Regions from separate parts of the Mus musculus genome. Here region 2 is linked to region 1. Evidence: chromatin loops called from intact Hi-C (ENCODE). Cell type or tissue: left cerebral cortex. All regions are shown on one strand. Each heading gives the region's core, and the rest is flanking DNA. Links, peaks and the distances in the headings are about the cores only.

Region 1 (9,309 bases), core at 4,555-7,054:
TTTCCCAGGAGCCATATTAGGCTTTGGACAAAATTACAGCCCTCTCCTGGCCTCTGCAAGGACCACCCCATCCCAGCACACACAGACAGACAAGATAGACAGCCACACATAAATAGAAATAAAATAAATCTTTTTAAAAAACCAACAAATGGACTTAAGAGATGGGTCATCGGTTAAGAGCACTGGCTGCTCTTTTAGAAGTCCAGAGTTCAATTCCCAATACCCATGCATCAGCTGACCACCATCCATAACTGTAGTTATAGATAGTTATATATTCCCCTGGGATCTGATTCCTTCTTCTGGTGTGCAGACATACATGCAGATAGAACACACACACACATATACATTAAATAAATAAATAAATCTCTACAACAACCAACAAAAAACTGGGAGCAAGGGTTACATGGTCAGAAACCTGGAATAGATTGTGCCTCAAGCAAGTAGAAAGGAGGACAGTTACCTGAGGCTATCCTCTGATCTATCCACCCTGGGAGAAGCTAAGCAAGTGTTGTTAGTCACACACCCCAGTGCAGTACAAATGCAGGTGCTCCCAGCCATGTACACACAAAGAAAGCAAGCTGACTTGCTTATAACTCTGAGCAGCTAGACAGCAAAGAATCTACTTAGCACTCACAACACCCTGGCCCAAGGTTCGATCCCCAGTACCGAAAAAAAGTTAACAAAATGCCTTCCTGTTTCTGTTGGGTTAGAGACCATATAACTTTGAACACCAAGTTACATAACTTAAAGATCACATATGTTAGGGGTGGAATTTGTCAGCTACAAGATACCACTATCTTTTACTTTTGTAGATAATATCAAACTTGTGAGTATTTATGATTTGTTTTTTGTTTTGTTTTGTTTTGTTTTTGTTTTTGTTTGTTTGTTTTTGACACAGGGTTTCTCTGTGCAGCCCTGGCTGTCCTGGAACTCACTCTGTAGACCAGACTGGCCTTGAACTCAGAAATCTGCCTGTCTCTGCCTCCCAAGTGCTGGGATCAAAGGCATGTGCCACAACTGCCCCCCCCCCAGTATTTATGAATTTAAACCACAGAAAATGACCCATGAGTTGCTATTATCAAATTTCTCTCTCTTTCTTTTTCCTTTCTTCTTTCTTTGTCTTTTCTTTTCTTCTTTCTTGCTTCCTTTCTTTTCTTTCTTTCTTTTTTTTTTTTTCTTAAGATAGGGTCTCTTTTACGTGTAGCTCTGGCTATCCTGGACCTCACTTAGAGACTATATAGGTTGCCCTCAAACTCAGAGAGATCTATTTGCCTCTTTCTTGAGAGTGTTGGAATCAAAGAGGCATCACATCCAGCCTGGTGTTGTCAAATTCCTTAATTTGAACCACTCCAGAGAACAAGAACTGCTGCTTTTGTTGTGTTTTTAGTTTTTGTAGTAGTTACTAGTTTGTCCTGTGTTTTTTATTTATTTATGTATGTGTGTTTGTTTGTTTAACAGAAAATCTCTTGCAGCCTTGACTGCAATATGTAGCCCTGGCTGTCCTAGAACTCACCATATAAACCAGGCTGGCCACAAACTCACACAGAGGACCTGCCTCTTTCTTCCAAGGGCTGGAAATAAAGGCGTGTGACCTCCTGCCCAGCTTGGTGTTGTTAAATTTCTTAATTTTAGCCTCTAACTTGGTATATGCCAAGGATGACCTGGAACTTCCTAGCCTCCTTCCTGACTCTCTCTCCCCTGGGATTGTAGGTGTTAGTCCTTCCCAAACAACCTGGGGCCTTGAACTCCTGAGCAAGCACTCTGTAGCTGCTCACAGCCTCAGTCCCAAAGGTTCTTGTTTGTTGTTTATTTGTTTGCTTGTTTGTTTGTTTGAAACAAGGTTTCTGTGTGTAGCCCTGGCTATCCTGGAACTCATTCTGTAGACCCAGTTGGCCTCCAACTCAGAGATCCACCTGTCTCTGCCTCCTGAGATCTATGATTAAAGACATATACCACCACTACCCAGCCAGGAAGCTGAGAGAAAAGGGAGAAATTTAATAAATTGGTCCCTTCAAAAAACATTCTCGGCCGGGCAGTGGTGGCTCACGCCTTTAATCCCAGCACTCAGGAGGCAGAGGCAGGTGGATTTCTGACTTCAAGGCCAGCCTGGTCTACAAAGTGAGTTCCAGGACAGCCAGGGCTACACAGAGAAACTCTGAAAGAAAGAAAGAAAGAAAGAAAGAAAGAAAGAAAGAAAGAAAGAAAGAAAGAAAGAAAGAAAGAAAGAAAGAAAGAAAGAAAGAAAGGTGGGTGGTTAGAGGAAGTCAGTTCAAAACTTTGTGGCTGGCCTCAAACTCAGAAATCTGCCTGCCTCTGCCTCCCGAGTGCTAGGATTAAAGGCGTGTGCCACCACTACCCGGCTTGATACATGCCTTTAAGCCAAGTATCTGGGACGAAGAGGCAGGCAGATCTCTGAATTTAAGGCCAAATAATTTATATAGTAAGTTCTGAACCAGCCAGGCCCGTAAAGACTGCATAACAATTTAAGTGCCCAGTGACCAAGGACTGGTTAAGCACAGATTAATATTCCTTTTTTTGTTTGTTTGTTTGTTTCATGAAGTTCTTACCATGTAACCCTGGTAGGCCTAGAACTTCTTATGTAGACCAGGTTGGTTTGGAACCTGCATCTGACTGTCTCTTTAGTTCCTTAATGCTATGACTAAAGCCATGAACCATACATGGCTAAGCTTAGTGTTCTTTAAAAGGGAGCAGCAAGGATAAGGGGTTTTTTTTGTTTGTTTGTTTTCCTTTTTTGAGACAGGATTTCTCTGTGTAGCCCTGTCTGTCCTGGAACTCACTTTGTAGACCAGGCTGGCCTTGAACTCAGAAATCGGCTTGCCTCTGCCTCCCAAATGCTGGGATTAAAGGCGTGTGCCACCACCACCACCTGGCAGGAGAAAGTTTTTTATCATTCCTTTAAAAATCATTTGTAGGGCTGGAGAGATGGTTCAACAGTTAAGAGCACTGACTGCTCTGCCAGAGGTCCTGAGTTCAATTCTCAGCAACCACATGGTAGCTCACAACCATCTGTAATGGTGTCTGACACCCTCTTCTGGTGTGTCTGAAGACAGCTGCAGTGTACTTACATATAAAAATTAATCTGTGGGCTGGAGCGAGCAGAGGTCCTAAGTTCAATTCCCAGCAACCACATGATGGCTCACAACCATCTGTACAGCTACAGTGTACAGTGTACATAAAATAAATAAACAAATAAATAAATCTTTTTAAAAAATTGTTATCATTGTCATGTCTGAATGGGGACAACACACTTCAACATGCATGTGGAGGTCAGAAAACAACATTTAAGGGTTGGTTCATCACACTAGGCATGGTGCTTCAGAACAGCCAAGACTAGACAGACAAAACAAACAGAACTTGGTTCTCTCTTTATGGGGCCTGAACTCAGGTCATCAAACTTGCATTTAAAAGCACTAGATGCTCTTCTAGAGGACTCAGGTTCCATTCCAAGCAACTATATGGTGGCTCATAATTGCAGACAACCGTAGTTTCAGGGGATTTGATGCCGTCTCCTGGTCTCCATGAACACTCCACATGCACATGGTATGTGTATGTACATACAAACAAAACATCCAAACATATTTTTAAAAAAAAATCTGCCTGGCAGTGGTGGCAGTAGTGGTGTACAGCTTTAAACCCAGCACTCGGGAGGCAGAGGCAGGCAGATCTCTGAGTTTAAGGACAGTCTGGTCTATAGAATGAGTTCCAGGACAGCCAGGGCTAACCTGTCTTGAAAAACCAAAACTCAAAACAAAAACTTATAGAAGCAAAACCAAGAGATTAGTTTATTATTGTTTTTTGTTTGTTTTTGGTGTGTGTGTGTGTGTGTGTGTGTGTGTTACTAACATTCCTTCTCACAGGAAGATATAAGCAACGAAGAAACAGCTACCCCTTCTCCTAAGGTCCCAATGACAAGCCAAGGCACAATTCAGACACAGTTCATTCTGGGAAACCAATGTGTTTATTGGGCTTCCTTACAGAGAGTTTACTTACAGGAGTGTAGGTGCCTCTCCCCCAACAGGCTATACCTGAGAAGCCATTACCTAGAAGAGATGAGGACTTTGTCTTTCTTCCTTCCTTCCTTCCTTCCTTCCTTCCTTCCTTCCTTCCTTCCTTCCTTCCTTCCTTCCTTCCTCTCTCTCTCTCTCTCTCTCTCTCTCTCTCTCTCTCTCTCTCTCTCTCTCTCTCTTTTATTAAAGAATAGAGTTTATTCAGGACATGGGGAGGGGAGTTAAGAGGGGAGTAGAGGCAGAGAAAGGCAGAGAGAGAAGTAGAAGAGAAGAGGCTAGCCATGAGCACATGGGGTAGGGGGAGAATGGGAAAGGGGCGAGGGGACAGAACGGGAGCAAGACAAGGAAGGCGAGCAAGAGCAAGGACTTTTTCTTAACCCAACAGATAAAATTTTCTTTAGTCTTCTCCAGACTACATTCTCTAGCCTACCCTGATGCCAAGTTCAGTTAAGGCACGGGTTCAAATCAGCCGTGGTAGGGAGGAGCCGGATCCTCGGGGGAGGAGCTCAGCTTTCTCCCCCTCCATTGGGGGGTGTAAACAGTCAACAGGCCAAGCTGGATCTCTTGCAAGGGGGTAGAGTCTCCAAGATGGTAGTTGCTTGGCTTGAAGGGCAGTCATGAATGATGAATGTGTTTGTGTGAGGCAAACGTGATAACCACTACACTACGGAAACTTGTTGAATGTGTTTGTGCGTGTGAGTGTGTGCAAGTGTGTGCTTGCTTACACTTGCTCATGCAGAAAGCCAGAGGTCTACATCAGCTGTCTTCCTCTGCCTTCTTTTTTTTTTTCTTTTTTATTTATTTATGAGAAAGGGTTCCTCACACTGGCCTGAAACACACTGGTTGGTCAGACTGGTTGGCTATGTAGCACCAAGGTCCACCTGTCACCACCTAACAGCCATCATTATTACATACAAATTATTCGTATAAGAAAAGGAATATATCCCAAGATATATGATATGGGTAAGGAGAACTGTACTGGTAGTATATCTCAGTGGGCGAGTACTTGGGCAATATATGTAAGATCTTAGGTTCAGTCCCCAGCACCACAAAAAGAGAAACTGGGCAGACAGAAAAGAATACTGGGTTGGAGAGATGGTTCATCATTAAGTACACTAGCTGTTCTTACAGAGGCCCCAGGTTCAGTTGCCAGCACCCACACTGCTCACAGCCATGCCTATGGCCAGTGCCAGGAAGTTTCAATACCTTTTTCTAACTTCCTTAGGCACCAGGTACACATAAGATGCACAGCCATAGACACAGGCAAAGCATTCATATCACAGAAAAATAAAACAAATGAATCTAAAATAAATGTATTGAATTCTTTATTTTTAGTTTTTATTTTGGAGGCAGGGTTGGAAACAGGGTTTCTCTGTGTAGCCCTGGCTGTCCTGGAACTTGCTCCATAGACCAGACTGGCCTCAAACTCAGAGATCAGCCTGTTTCTGCCTCCCAGTTGCTGGGTTTGAAGTTGCACCAGCACTGCCTGGTTGAATTCTTATTATAGGCTGGGCCAGTGCTAAGGTATGAAGGTACAGTGCTGAACGAAACAGAAAATATGTATATATGGAGACACACACTGAATCCAGCAAAGCAGCTATGTGTGATGAGCACGATGACCGGACACACAAAGACACAGGCAGCAGGGACATCCAGTGGTCTTGGTAGGTGGGCAGAAGGTGTAAGATTTATTTGGGAGCAGAGAGAGAGACAGACAGACAGACAGACAGACAGTGGGAGTGGTTTTAAAGGAATTGAAGCTCCAGTAGAGGAAACAACATTTTGGAGGGAACAGACCAAAGTCCATTTGAGGAACTGAAAGAAATTCTGTGCAACCAGAAATAGACATGAGCCTGTTTAGAAGCCGTGCAAGAAATCAGGTATAATGCAGAGGAAAAAATGAAAGGACAAGACAAGCTGGGTGTGGTGCTGCATGTATGCCTGTAATTCCAGTCAGTGGGAGGCAGAGGCAGGAGGACTGTGGTAAATTTGAAAGGAGTCTGTGCTCTATAGTGAGTTCCAGGGCAGCTTGTGCTACAGAGTGGGACTCTGTCTCGGGGGGGGGGGGGGGGGGGGGGCGGCACACATCAGTTAAGAAGCTTCTGTATGCCGGGCAGAGGGGGGTGAGACACACTTTCAATCCCAGCACTTGGGACACAGAGGCAGGTAGGATCTCTTGAGTTCGAGGACAGCCTGGTTTACAGAGTTTCAGGACAGCCGAGACTACACAGAGAAACCCTGTCTCTATCCCCAAAACAAACAAAAACAAAACAAGAAGGAAGAAAGAAGAAGGGGAAGGAGGGGGAGGAGAAGCAGCAGCAGCTTTGGTGGGGGGAGGAGGAGGAGGAGGAGAAGCAGCAGCAGCTTTGGTGGGGGGAGGAGGAGGGGAAGAGGAAGAGGAGGAGGAGAAGAAGAAGAAGCAGAGGCAGAGGCAGCTGGAGGAGGAGGAGGAGGAAGAGGAGGAGAGGCAGCAGCTTTATTATAAAGAACAGTGAGGCTGTTCACACCAAGTCTGATGATTTGATGTAACTGTCAGTAACTGGAATCTGGAATCCACATGATGGAGAGAGAGAATCGGCTCTTCACAGTCCTCTGACATACCCATTCTGGCATGGCTGCCTTCCCCCCAATAAATAAATGTAAAAAACAACAACAACAACAGTGTTTTCGTTTTGTTTTGTTGCTTGTTTGTTGAGATGGGATTTTTCTGCTTAGCCCTGGCTGTCCTGGAGTTTGCTTCATAGACCAGGCTGGCCTTGAACTCACAGATCTTCCTGCCTCTGCCTCCTGAGTATGCATCACAGGCTGTTAAAAAAAAAAAAAAAATAAGACTTTGCAACCTCTGTGTTCGGTCTCTTGTGATGGTTTGAATGGGAGTAGCCTCCGTATTTGATGCTTGGGATCATTCAGGAGTGGTACTACTTAATAGGATTAGGAGATGTGGCCTTGTTAGAGGAAGAGAAATGTAGAAAACCTAAAAGGACCGATGAGGTAGCTCCGTGGATGGAAGTGCCTGACACTAAGCCTCAGGACCTGGATTTAAGCCTCAGGACCCAGGGTGGTCTCTGACCTCCAGCCTCACACCATGGCAGCCCTGTGTTCACACACTTTTACACACTTACATAGTTACATACATAAATGATTTTTAACATGGGAATGACTAGAAAGATGGCACTGTAGTTAAAAGAATTACTGGTCTATTGGCAGACCAGAATCCCAGAACTCATAGGTGGTAGGCAGTTTCCATGCACCTGTGACTCTAGCTTCAAATGATATTTATACGTTTCCCTTCGGACCTCTGGGCACTTGCACACACAGAGACTTATACACACATAAGTAAAAGAACACATTTTGTTAAAAGGTTGTTTTTAGTTTATGTATATCAATACTTGACACTTGTGTGTGTGTGTGTATGTATTATATTGCACATATATATAGCATATACATATATATGCTATGTATATATGCAATACTTGAGTGACTAGGGCCCACAGTGGCCACAACAGATCCCCTAGAACAGGAGTTACAGACAGTTGTGAGTTGCCATGTGGTGCTGGGCACTAAAGTCAGGTCTTCTGAAAAAGCAGCCATGTTAACCTCAAGTGGTGGTTTGAATAGGAATGGCCTCTACTGGCTCCTATAGTTGACTGCTTGGTCATTAGGGAGTGTCACTACTTGACAACGGCTAAGTATGGCCTTGTTGTGACCTTGTTGGAATAGGCATGACTTTATTGGAGTAAGTGTGCCATGGGTGGGGGAGGGGCATGCTTTGGAGTTTCCGAGTTTAAGTTAGTTCCAGGTCTCTCTCTTCCTGCTACCTGTGGATCCAGTTGTAGAACTCTCCAGCTCCTTCTCCAGCACTGTCTGCCTGCAGGCCACTATGCTACCTGCCATGAGAAGGGACTAAATGGGAATGATTGTAAGTCAGTCCCAATTAAGTGTTTTCCTTTGTAAGAGTTGCTTTGGTCATAGTGCCTCTTCACAGCAACAGAACAGCAACTAAGACACCCTCTGAGACATTATTCTAGTCTCAAATATAACAAATCTTTAAAAAATGAAACATAGGAGCTGGGCAGTGGTAAAGTACACACTGTTAATCACAGCACTCGGGAGGCAGAGACAGGCAGATCTCTGAGGGTTTGCCCATCATGGTCTACTCAACTAGTTCCAGGTCAGCCAGGGCTACACACAGAAACCCTGTCTCAAAAAACCAAGACAAACCAAACCTTCCAGACATGATCACACTTTCTAACCTCAGTACTTGGGAGGCAGAGGCAGGTCGATCTCTGTATGATGCCAGCCTGTTCCACATAGTGAGTTCCAGGCTAGCCCTGGGCTACATAGTGAGACCCTGTTCATAAGTAAATAAATAGACCATGGCCAGGCATAGTGGTGATACCTTTAATCCCAGCACTTGGGAGGCAGAAGCAGGCGGATTTCTGAGTTCGAGGCTGGCCTGGTCTATAAAGTGAGTTCCAGGACAGCCAAGGCTACACAGAGAAACCATGTCTCGAAAAACCAATAAACAAACAAACCCTGCACCCAAAGGTGACCACAGGCCGCCTATGCCCCAGGTCAGTGTTAGTACATGTAAAGGATGCTACAAAGAAGATGTGTTCCATGATTGCAGGATTCTCCTAACCACTCCAAACTCTGGAGTTTTCCCAAGTTCGTTTTCCTTCTTGTTCCTGTAGCAATGAGGTGCCTTCTGGAAGCTGCCCTGGTCAATGACAGGAGATGCTGTACCCAGGTCTTTACAGCTTGGTGTCATTTCCAAATTTGGAAATTTAGACTCTGTCAGCTAATCTCTGCCATGTATGCTAGGCAGTACCTCAGCTTTCAAGAGGAAGCTGGAACTCAGTGCTCTCAAGTAGGAGATCACTGAAGTACCAGTCAGGACTCCTGAACCAAGCATCATTTGGGAGCTTGTAAGATTTTTCAAATGTTTATGGATGCCAGAAGGCCATAGAGTAGACGGCGAGGCCACCAGGAGATCACTGGGCTGCTGTCTTCTCAGGGAGGGTATCATGGTACAGCTTTTTACTCTGCTCACACATTGAGGCCCAAGCCTGAGAGACTCCAGCAGACCAAGCTCTGACACCAAAACCAACTTCAGAGGGTTATGTTCAGGCCCACATCCACATGCTTCCACCTGGAATAACTCTGTAGTAACACAAGAATTTCTCTTGAATTTGTAGCTAACGTTTCTGCCACCTCATCAACCACTGTGCAACAAACACATAGACTTAAAACAAAACAAAAGGAGTGAAAGTACAAAATT
Region 2 (9,309 bases), core at 3,215-5,714, 81 kb after region 1:
GGGAGGATTATTATTCAAGAGAGGATTACTATTAGTGGGGAGATATAAAAACAAGGGAGATATAAAAACAAGGGAGATATATAAACAAGGGAGATATAAACAAGAGAGATATAAACAAGAAGAAACAGGACTGAATAAACGTGTGCAGAAGGATCCTGTAGCAGCGTCGTTCTTGCTGGCGAGTTGGGGGCGCGCGCAAGAGATGAGCAACTTGGTCGTCATGTGGGTGCCCTGGCAACTGGAGTAGGGGCTGTTTCTGGCTTTGTTGCCTGCTGTTGGATCCCCTTTCCCTAACTGGATAGCCTGGCTGGGTCTCAGTGTGAGATGATACGCTTAGTTCTGCTGCTTACTGGATGTCCCAGCGCAGGGTGGTACCCTAGGAGGGCTCTTCCCCTTCTCTGAGGAGAAGAGGGGGTGGGGGGGAGGGATTTGTAAGGGTGAGACTGGAAGGAGAGGATGGAGATGGGGGTGAGACCACGATGTGAAGAGAATAAATAATGGGGAAAGAGAAGAAAAGGAAGAGAAAAGAAAAAGAAAAAAAAAATTAACAGCCAGATGGTGGTGATGGTGATGGACGCCTTTAATCCCAGCACTAGGAAGGCAGAGGCAGGCAGATCTCTGTAGCTGGACTTCGATACTTAGTGGGTCTTCTTTTTTCCACTATTTATCCCCTCCATCCTTTTACCTCCTATCAGTAGATAAGAGAGGAAAGAAGGATAGAGTGGAGAAAGAGACAGAGATCCTTGAATCTGGTTTCTTTCGTGTTTCTTCTTTGAGCACATCGACTAACAAACCTCAACCAACCCCCCTGAACAACGTCACCTCCTGAGACCCTAGCATTTACATACCCTCTGAAAAGTTCCCAGAATTCCAAACATCACACAACCACAGAAACTATCTGTAGGTGGCAAAACCATGCCTCTGCTAGACAGGAGGCAAATTACAGTCATCTGTTGCAGACAGCCTAAAGCAGTCCTACCTCCCTACATCTGGGAATCAAACAAAGGCACATTCTTATAATATTTCTGTTTTTTTTTTTTTTTTTAAAACCAAAATTCCAAATGTCTCAAAAATGTCACTAAAGATCTCTGTTGAGGCTAGCCTGGTGGTCTACAAAGCTAGTTCCAAGATAGTCAGGGCTACATAAAGAAATTCTGTTTTGAAAAAACAAACAACAGGGGCTGGAGAGATGGCTCAGTGGTTAAGAGCACCGACTGCTCTTCTGAAGGTCCTGAGTTCAAATCCCAGCAACCACATGGTGGCTCACAACCATCTGTAATGAGGTCTGACACCCTCTTCTGGTGCATCTGAAGACAGCTACAGTGTACTTATATATAATAATAAATAAATCTTTAAAAATTATTTTAAAAAACGAAACAAACAACAAACAAACAAACAAGAAACAAAAAAAGAAAAAGAAAACTTATTAGAGCTGAATAGGATCGCTCATGCCTGTAACTCCAGCACTAGGAGGCTGAGACAGGATGTTAGCCTGAGTTGGAGGCCATCCTGGGCTAGGATTCTACCTTGACTCTTAAAACTTGACTACAAAACAAACAAACAAACAAACAAACAAAAACAACAACTTGACTATAAAACAAACAAACAAACAGAAAGCAAGAAAAAGAAAACAAAAAAATCAGAAGAAATAAAAAAAGAGAATTTTTTTTTATCACTCTGGAATGTTGTACCCTTAATTGGAACCTGATTCTAAACCTTTCAAACCCTGAAACCCCGATATTCCTGCAGAAAAGCAGCCACGGACCAGGACAAAGTCCTGAGAAAAGGAAACAAATATAGTTGGCTCTCTCTCTCTCTTTCTCTCTCTTTAAAAGATTTATTTATTTATTTTTATGTATATGAGTGCACTGTAGCTGTACAGATGGTTGTGAGCCACCCTGTGGTTGCTGGGATTTGAACTCAGGACCTTTGGAAGAGCAGTCAGTGCCCTTAACCGCTGAGCCCTCTCTCCAACTCAACACAGCTGGCTCTCAAGTGTACAAAAGATCCCCATGCTCCCCTCACTGAGAAACACATGACCTGCCATTCACTCTCATGGCTGGCCAAGACAAAACCAGTTGAGCCATCTCTCCAGCCCCTGAATGCTGATTCTTACAGTATCCACAGGAAACCAGGCAAGTTGTGGGTTTGTGTTGAGCGGCCCAACCCTCAGCATGGCCCAATCCCTCCATGTGAGCCTATCAATCCAGAGTAGCCAGGTCTTCACAGAGAATTTTTATATCCTGAGGAGGAAAGGTGAAAGGGTTTGTGCTGTGAAGACAACAGCTTGACCATCCCTGAAAACTTAGTTATAAGCCAGACAGTGGTGGCTCATGTCTTTAGTCCCAGCACTCACTCAGAAGGCAGAGGCAGGTGGATCTACAGCCTGGTCTACAAGGTGAGTTCCAGGACAGCCAGGGTTACACAGAGAAACTCTGTCACAAAGCAGGCTTGCAATCTCAGTTCTTGAAAGCCGGAGGCAGGAGAATATCAAGTTTGTGGCTAATCTGGGCCATAGAGAATTTAAAAAAGGGAGCCTCTCAACAAATACACAAATAGGTAAGAGGGGAAAAAAAAGAAAGCAAAACAGACAGAAATATTAATATTTATGAGAAATATCCAGTTATATTTTTATACTGGCTTAATTTCTCAGAAAGCAAAAACAAGCTTTGGCATCTCATCCACTAGTCGTTCTAATGAGACTCCTTGTGGGCACCCACGCTTTTTTCCCTGAGTCAGGTTGGTTCTCTTTCCTTGCCCTCTGCAGCCAACCCTGAGGTTTCTTGTGGAACATTCTTCTTAGCTAACTAACTCTTCTTTTTTTCAGGGGTGAGGGGTGGGTGTGGGTTGGGCCATTGAAACAGGGCTACATAGGTAGCCTAGAACTTACAGTGTAGATCAGGGTGGACTTGAACTCACAGAGATCCTCCTGCCTCTGCCTCTGCAGTGCTGGTATCAAAGGCCTGTGCCCCCATGCCTAGCAAGCACTCTGCTTATTAATCTGTTTTCTATGTGCACCTGTGTGCAGGTGTCTGTGTTAGCCAATGGTATGAAATCCCTTTGAAGCCAGAGTTTCAGGTGGTTGTAAGTCACTTAATTTGTGTGCTGGGAGCTAACTTGCAGTCCTGCACAAAACAAAATGTGCTCTCAACCACTAAGTCATCTCTTTAGCCCCAACCCTGACCCTAAAAGCCTCGTCCCAACCTGCCAGCTGTGTTTAATCAACAGCAACTGTAGCCCCAGCTACTCTCTTCACACTCCACACCTGCCTGTGTCCTCGTGCCTCTGTTGTCATAGGTGACCCATGCAACACCCCCCGGCCACATCCCTCCATCTCTCCTGTAGGCCCAGAGCCAAGCTTTGGACTTCAGCATCTCTCCTGGCCTTCTGAATCTGGGGAGCCCTCCCTCCCTTTCTATACACCCAGGTGTCACACGTTACATACATGTTACATACATGTCTGTCTGTCTAGTGCTTCCTGTTCTTTCTCTGTCACAGTAAGATGATTTTTGTTGCCTGGCGGTGGTGGCACACACCTTTAATCCCAGCACTTGGGAGGCAGAGGCAGGCGGATTTCTGAGTTCTAGGCCAGCCTGGTCTACAAAGTGAGTTCCAGGACAGCCAGGGCTGTACAGAGAAACCCTGTCTCGGAAAAAAACAAAAAACAAACAAAAAAATTTATTTCTATTAATTAATTTTTGATTTCTCTCTGTAACTCTGGCTGTCCTGGAACTTGCTCTGTAGACTAGGTTGGCCTTCCACTCAGAGATCAGCCTGTCTGCCTCTGCCTCTGCCTCCGCCTCCGCCTCCGCCTCTGCCTCTGCCTGCCTCTGGAATGCACCACCACTGCTCAACTCTGCAATTCATTTTTATGTATACGCGTATGACTGGGTATTTGTGTGCAGATGCCTGCAGAGACCAGAAGAGACTGTCTGACTGGAGCTTGAGTTGACCTGGTGTTCATCTTTCTAGCTGATAAATATTGCTAGGGAAATAAGGGTGTCAAGAACCTCAGAGGGGGGGGACACATCTCCAACTTGTCCTGGATAGGTCCCTTTAGTACATGTTATCCTCCTTACAATGAACACTCCAGGTAAGTGAAGATCTTCCTTCTGTCTTATTGGGGGTGCCTGTGTGGGTCTTGGGGTGCTGCTCACTGCCTGACTGTCACACTGGCACTTAGAAGAAAACCATACCAAATAAATAAATAAATAAATAAACATTTGGATGGTCTGAATGAACTTCAGGGCTGCAGGATGTCAGCCAGCTAGTGATGGGCAGGCAGACTGTCACCAGAGGCCCTCATATGATGACAAGAAGCATGGTTCTAGGGCTGGAGAGATGGCTCAGCGGTTAAGAGCACTGACTACTCTTCCAGACGTCTTGAGTTCAATTCCCAGAAATCGCATGGTGGCTCACAACCATTTGTAATGGGATCTGATGCCCTCTTCTGGTGTGTCTGAAGACAGCGACAATATACTCACATACATAAAATAAATAAATCTAAAAACAAACAAAAAACCAAAAAGAAGCACTGGTATCTTGAAAGGCACACAGAGTCCTCATTCACAGATCAGATCTTTGATGATTCCAGGAACTGGCTCAGGTCTCCTGCAGTCAGCTCACCCCAGGCAGGCTTCTGACTCCTGTTCTCCTGGATCAAGGAGGCCTCAGGGAACTTCCAGAGGTTCTTTCGGCCCCCACACCAAGAATTAATCCCCTCCTTCCACACTTTAACTATTTCCCATGTGTTGCTGTCAGATGAAGGGCTGGTCCCCCACATTCCAGTCTTAGAGCCCAGCTAGGGACAGGCAGGCCTGGTGCGGGAGTGGGAGCAAGTGAGTGTCTAAGAATCCAACTTCTGCCTCTCAGCCTTCACACCCCCTTCTGGTGTGTGGGCAGTGCTCAGACAGGCACAGGCTGCCCTCCAAGGACCAGGCCACTTGCTGCCAGCTTCAGCCACAGGAGCTGCCTGGGAAAGAGCCTGACTGAGTTGGTAAAGCCACTCTGAGTTCCTCCTGAGTTTTTCTGGTGGTGGTAGCCGTGTGTGTGTGTGTGTGTGTGTGTGTATACACTCGAGCATGTGTGTGTACACATGAGTGCACCTTTTTTTTTTCCTTTCTGTGTTTTCTTCTTTCTCTTTCTTTTCTTTTTCTTTTTCTTTTTTTTTTTTAATTTTGTTTTTCAAGACAGGGTTTCTCTGTGTAGCCCTGGCTGTCCTCGAACTCAGAAATCTGCCTGCCTCTGCCTCCCGAGTGCTGGGATTAAAGGCTTGCGCCACCACACCTGGCCCACCAGAAGTTTTTTTGGTGCATTTCTCTCTATGACATCCTGACAAATGAAGCTCAATGACAAAGCAATGTAAGGCAGACCAATACATGGGTGTCATTATCAGAGAGTCCTTCATCACGTGTCCATTCACGTGCTTGCTTTAGCAGAGCATCTCTCCTGTGTCTGCTTCAGTGAAATATTCCTTCATGAGTCTGCCTTAGCCTTTCACACCTGTGTTCACTTCTGCTCCATGTTCCTTCACTTGCTTGCCCCAGCAATACACCATCCAACCGACTTCCCATAGAACCCTTAAGTTTCCTCTTCATTCAGGGATTTGACTCTGTTAATGAAAGGCTTTGGGCATTCGGAACATGGTAGTAGGAGCACATGACATACTAGGAGGGCGAGAGACTAGGGCAGATTAAAGGATGATCAGAGTCTACAGGGCTAGGCAAGTAAATGGTGAGTGTAATCTGTAAAATGGAGGCTTGGGGCAGCGTGGAGTGGGATGGGCTTCGGTCCCCTTGGGGCTCTAGGAACACTTTTTTTCATGGACAGCCACTCCATAGCCCCATGCTTAGAATATTTCACCTGCAGTACCCCCAAGCCCACAGGGCTCTAACCATACATGGAGGACATCTGCAGATAGGTGTTGAAACTCCACTCTGCCAGTCTCCAAATGCATTGCTCCATCATCCCCCTGTCACTTAGGACAAACACTAAGAAGTCACCCTTGGCTTTTTCTCCCCTGCTACAGCTGAGTTCTTGGAGGCAGAGGCTCTGGTGCACGCAAGATTCAGCCTCAGTCAGGTGTGGTGGTGCCCACCTTTATTTAACCCCAGCAGTTGGGAGGCAGAGGCAGTGGCAGCTGGATCTGTGTAAGTTCAAGGTCAACCTGGTCTATGAAGCAAGTCCAGGACAGCCTCACCTGTAACCCACGCCCATGGTGCAGCCATTGCAGCTGGAAGCGTAATGGACATCAATACGGCTCTCTAAGAGGTGACAAAGACTGTCCACAACAGCCTAGCACTTGGCAAAGATAACAAAGCCACAGATAAGCACCAAGCTCATCTTTGGGTGCTTGCATCCAATTGTGATGAGCCTGTGTATGTCAAGTTCACTGGGGACGGGGGGACGGGGGTGGGGGGGTGGGGTGGGGGAGGGACACAGACACTGTGCTAAGCACCAAATCAACCTAATGCAGGGCAGTGACAGGAAGAAACCAGGGTAGCAAGCAGGCCTCTGTGCCAGCGGCAGAGGAGGGAGCCATGGCAAGCAGGAGGCTGCAGCTGTGTAGAGTTAGGGACTATGGCAGAGACTCTCGGGCTGAGGGTGTCATCGGAGAGTACTTTAAGTTCAAGAAAAGAAACACTTGGCTTAGCTGGGCGTGGTGGCGCATGCCTTTAATCCCAGCACTCGGGAGGCAGAGGCAGGCGGATTTCTGAGTTCGAGGCCAGACTGGTCTACAGAATGAGTTCCAGGACAGCCAGGGCTACACAGAGAAACCCTGTCTCGAAAAACCAATAAAAAAAAAAAAAAAGAAGAAGAAACACTTGGCTCATTTAAAACGTCACCTCTTTTTTTCTTTACCATTTTGAACCAACCCAATGCTATGTGCCAAGTGTATTGTGCAATCGCTGCCTGCCCAGAGCCCAGCACAGCTCACAGGTTTCACTGTAGCCCTTGTCTATGTCACTTCTATCCCCAACATCTGACCTGGGTCCAAAAGGCCATGCCCGCTTTCAAAGCTCTGTTCTAATGTCATCTTCTCCAGGAACAGGCCTGTTCTGAAGGTCCTGCCTGACCCAGCCCTGCTCCCCCTGCCTCCCCCCTACTCCCCCTACTCCCCCTGTTTTCCTCTGCTCCCCCCTGCTCCCCTCTGCTCCCCCATGCTCTCCCTCTGGCTCCCCCTGCTCCCCTCTGCTCCCCTCTGCTCCCCACTACTCTTCCGGAACTGGTTTCGTGGTGGACTAGGCCAAGCACCACCTTCACCACACAGATTGAGTCCCACCCTTTTAACTGCTCCCAGCTCCTATGAGGGAGCTTCACAAATGGTTGTTGAATAAACAGATCTGCTTCCGGCTTGTTTTATTTATGTTTTCTCCCCTTATGGGTCTCAAGAGTTCATTCTGAAAGTCAAAAGCTGAATTTATGTGTTCCTGCTCTGGTAATTCCAAGTCTCCCTGCGGCAGTTTATCTTCTGTGTTCAGGTGTGGCGCTGGGAGTAGAGAGGCGTGCCAGTGAACCTGTGCATGCTCCTAGTGAGGCAGGCAGCGTGTTTCTCTGCGCTGTGCTGGATATGTGCCTGCCTGTCTGCCTGCCTGCCCACCTTGCTTCCTTCCTTCCTTTTCTCTTTTTTTGACTTTTTGAGACAGAGATTCTCTGTGTAGCCCTGGATGTCCTGGAACTCACTCTGTAGACCAGGCTGGCCTTGAACTCAGAGAACTGCCTACCTCTGCCTCCTGAGTGCTGAGGTTAATTTTTTTTTTCAAGACAGAATCTCTCAATTATGTAGCTCAGGATATCCTGGAACTCACTATGTAGACCAGGCTGGCCTATAATTCATAGAGAACTGCCTCAACCTCTGGGTTCTAGGGTTAAAAGCCTGAGCTAACATGCCTGGCTGACATTGTTTTCTTAAAGCATTTTTCTGCTTTTCAGCTGTTACTGAAGGAAAATAAATAAATAAATAAATAAATAAAAGGTGGCGGAATGAGCTGGGTGTGGTGGCGCATGGGCAGTGGTGGCACACACCTTTAATCCCAGCACTTGGGAGGCAGAGGCAGGCGAATTTCTGAGTTTGAGGCCAGCCTGGTCTACAGAGTGAGTTCTAGGACAGCCAGGGCTACACAGAGAAACCCTGTCTCGAAAAAACCAAAACCAAAAACCAAAACCAAACCAAAACCAAAATGGTAGGGGAATGTAGCTCAGTTGGTAGAGTGCTTGTCTATCACAGATGAAGCCCAGCACATGGTACCCACATGGGATCCCAGCGTTTGAAAGCACGAGGCTCAGGAGTTCAAAGTCAGCCTGGACTACAAAGTAACTTAAAGTCAGCCTGAGCTACAGGAGACCCTGTCTCAAACAAGACAAATTCTCCCTTGCCTCTGACATGTTTAGACACCTATATCCCTTTTAAATGAAAATGAAGACATGGCCGATGCAAGCTATGATTGTGGAGAAGGGTTTTATTGAAGATGTGAGGGAGAGTGCAGCCAGAGGCACCTGGAAGGGTCCAGACTACACTGGGCCATGAGAGCAGAGGGGCTGGAGGAGAATGAGAGAGGGCAGGAAGAGGAGAGAGGGCAGTGTGGTGGTTTGAGAATGCTTGGCCCATGGGCAGTGGCACTGTTAGGAGGTGTGGTCTTGTTGGAGGTGTGGCTTGAACATAGGCGCCCACCCTCAGAGTCCACTACTGTGTTGGAGGGTGCCTATGCTCAAGCTCCGCCCAGTGGAAACCGTGGTCTCTCCTGGCTGCCTGTGGGAAGAAAGTCCCCTTCTGGCTGCTTATGGATCAAGACATGGAACTCTCTCATCTCCAGTACCACGTCTGCCTGGATACTGCCATGCGTCCCGCCATGATGATAATGAACTGAACCTCTGAAACTGTCAACCAGCTGTAATTAAATGTTTTTCTTTATAAGAGTTGCCTGGGTCATGAGTCTCTTCACAGCAATAAAACCTTAACTAATAAGCTAGAGAGATGGCTCAGAGGTTAAGAGCACTGACTGCTCTTCCAGAGGTCCCGAGTTTAATTCCCAGCAATCACGTAGTGGCTCACAACCATCTGTAATGGGATCTGATGTCCTCTTCTGGTGTGTCTGAAGAGAGTGACAGTGTACTCATAAAATAAGTAGATAAATCTTTAAAAAAAAAAAAACAAGGGCTGGTGAGATGGCTCAGGGGTAAGAGCACCCGACTGCTCTTCCAAAGGTCCGAAGTTCAAATCCCAGCAACCACATGGTGGCTCACAACCACCTGTAACAGAGATCTGATGCCCTCTTCTGGTGCATCTGAAGACAGCTACAGTGTACTCAC

Evidence for each region. Peaks named below come from ENCODE experiments on the same cell type or tissue, not always from the same donor. Only the 100,000 strongest peaks of a DNase experiment are listed, where the experiment ranks them.
Region 2: it touches region 1 in a loop (2.1-fold over the local background); 1 of 42 quality-filtered maps calls a loop at or near these places.

Annotation. Positions count from the first base shown.
Region 1 is chr15:81,565,380-81,574,688 of GRCm38, reverse strand. No RefSeq gene overlaps it. Among named protein-coding and RNA genes, the nearest start is that of Ep300, 16 kb to the left of the region's middle. In left cerebral cortex, for the core only: no CTCF peak of the experiment used is centred there; DNase peaks (open chromatin) are centred at 5,853 and 5,896.
Region 2 is chr15:81,483,298-81,492,606 of GRCm38, reverse strand. No RefSeq gene overlaps it. Among named protein-coding and RNA genes, the nearest start is that of Rbx1, 22 kb to the right of the region's middle. In left cerebral cortex, for the core only: a CTCF peak has its summit at 4,459 (motif pointing left); no DNase peak of the experiment used is centred there.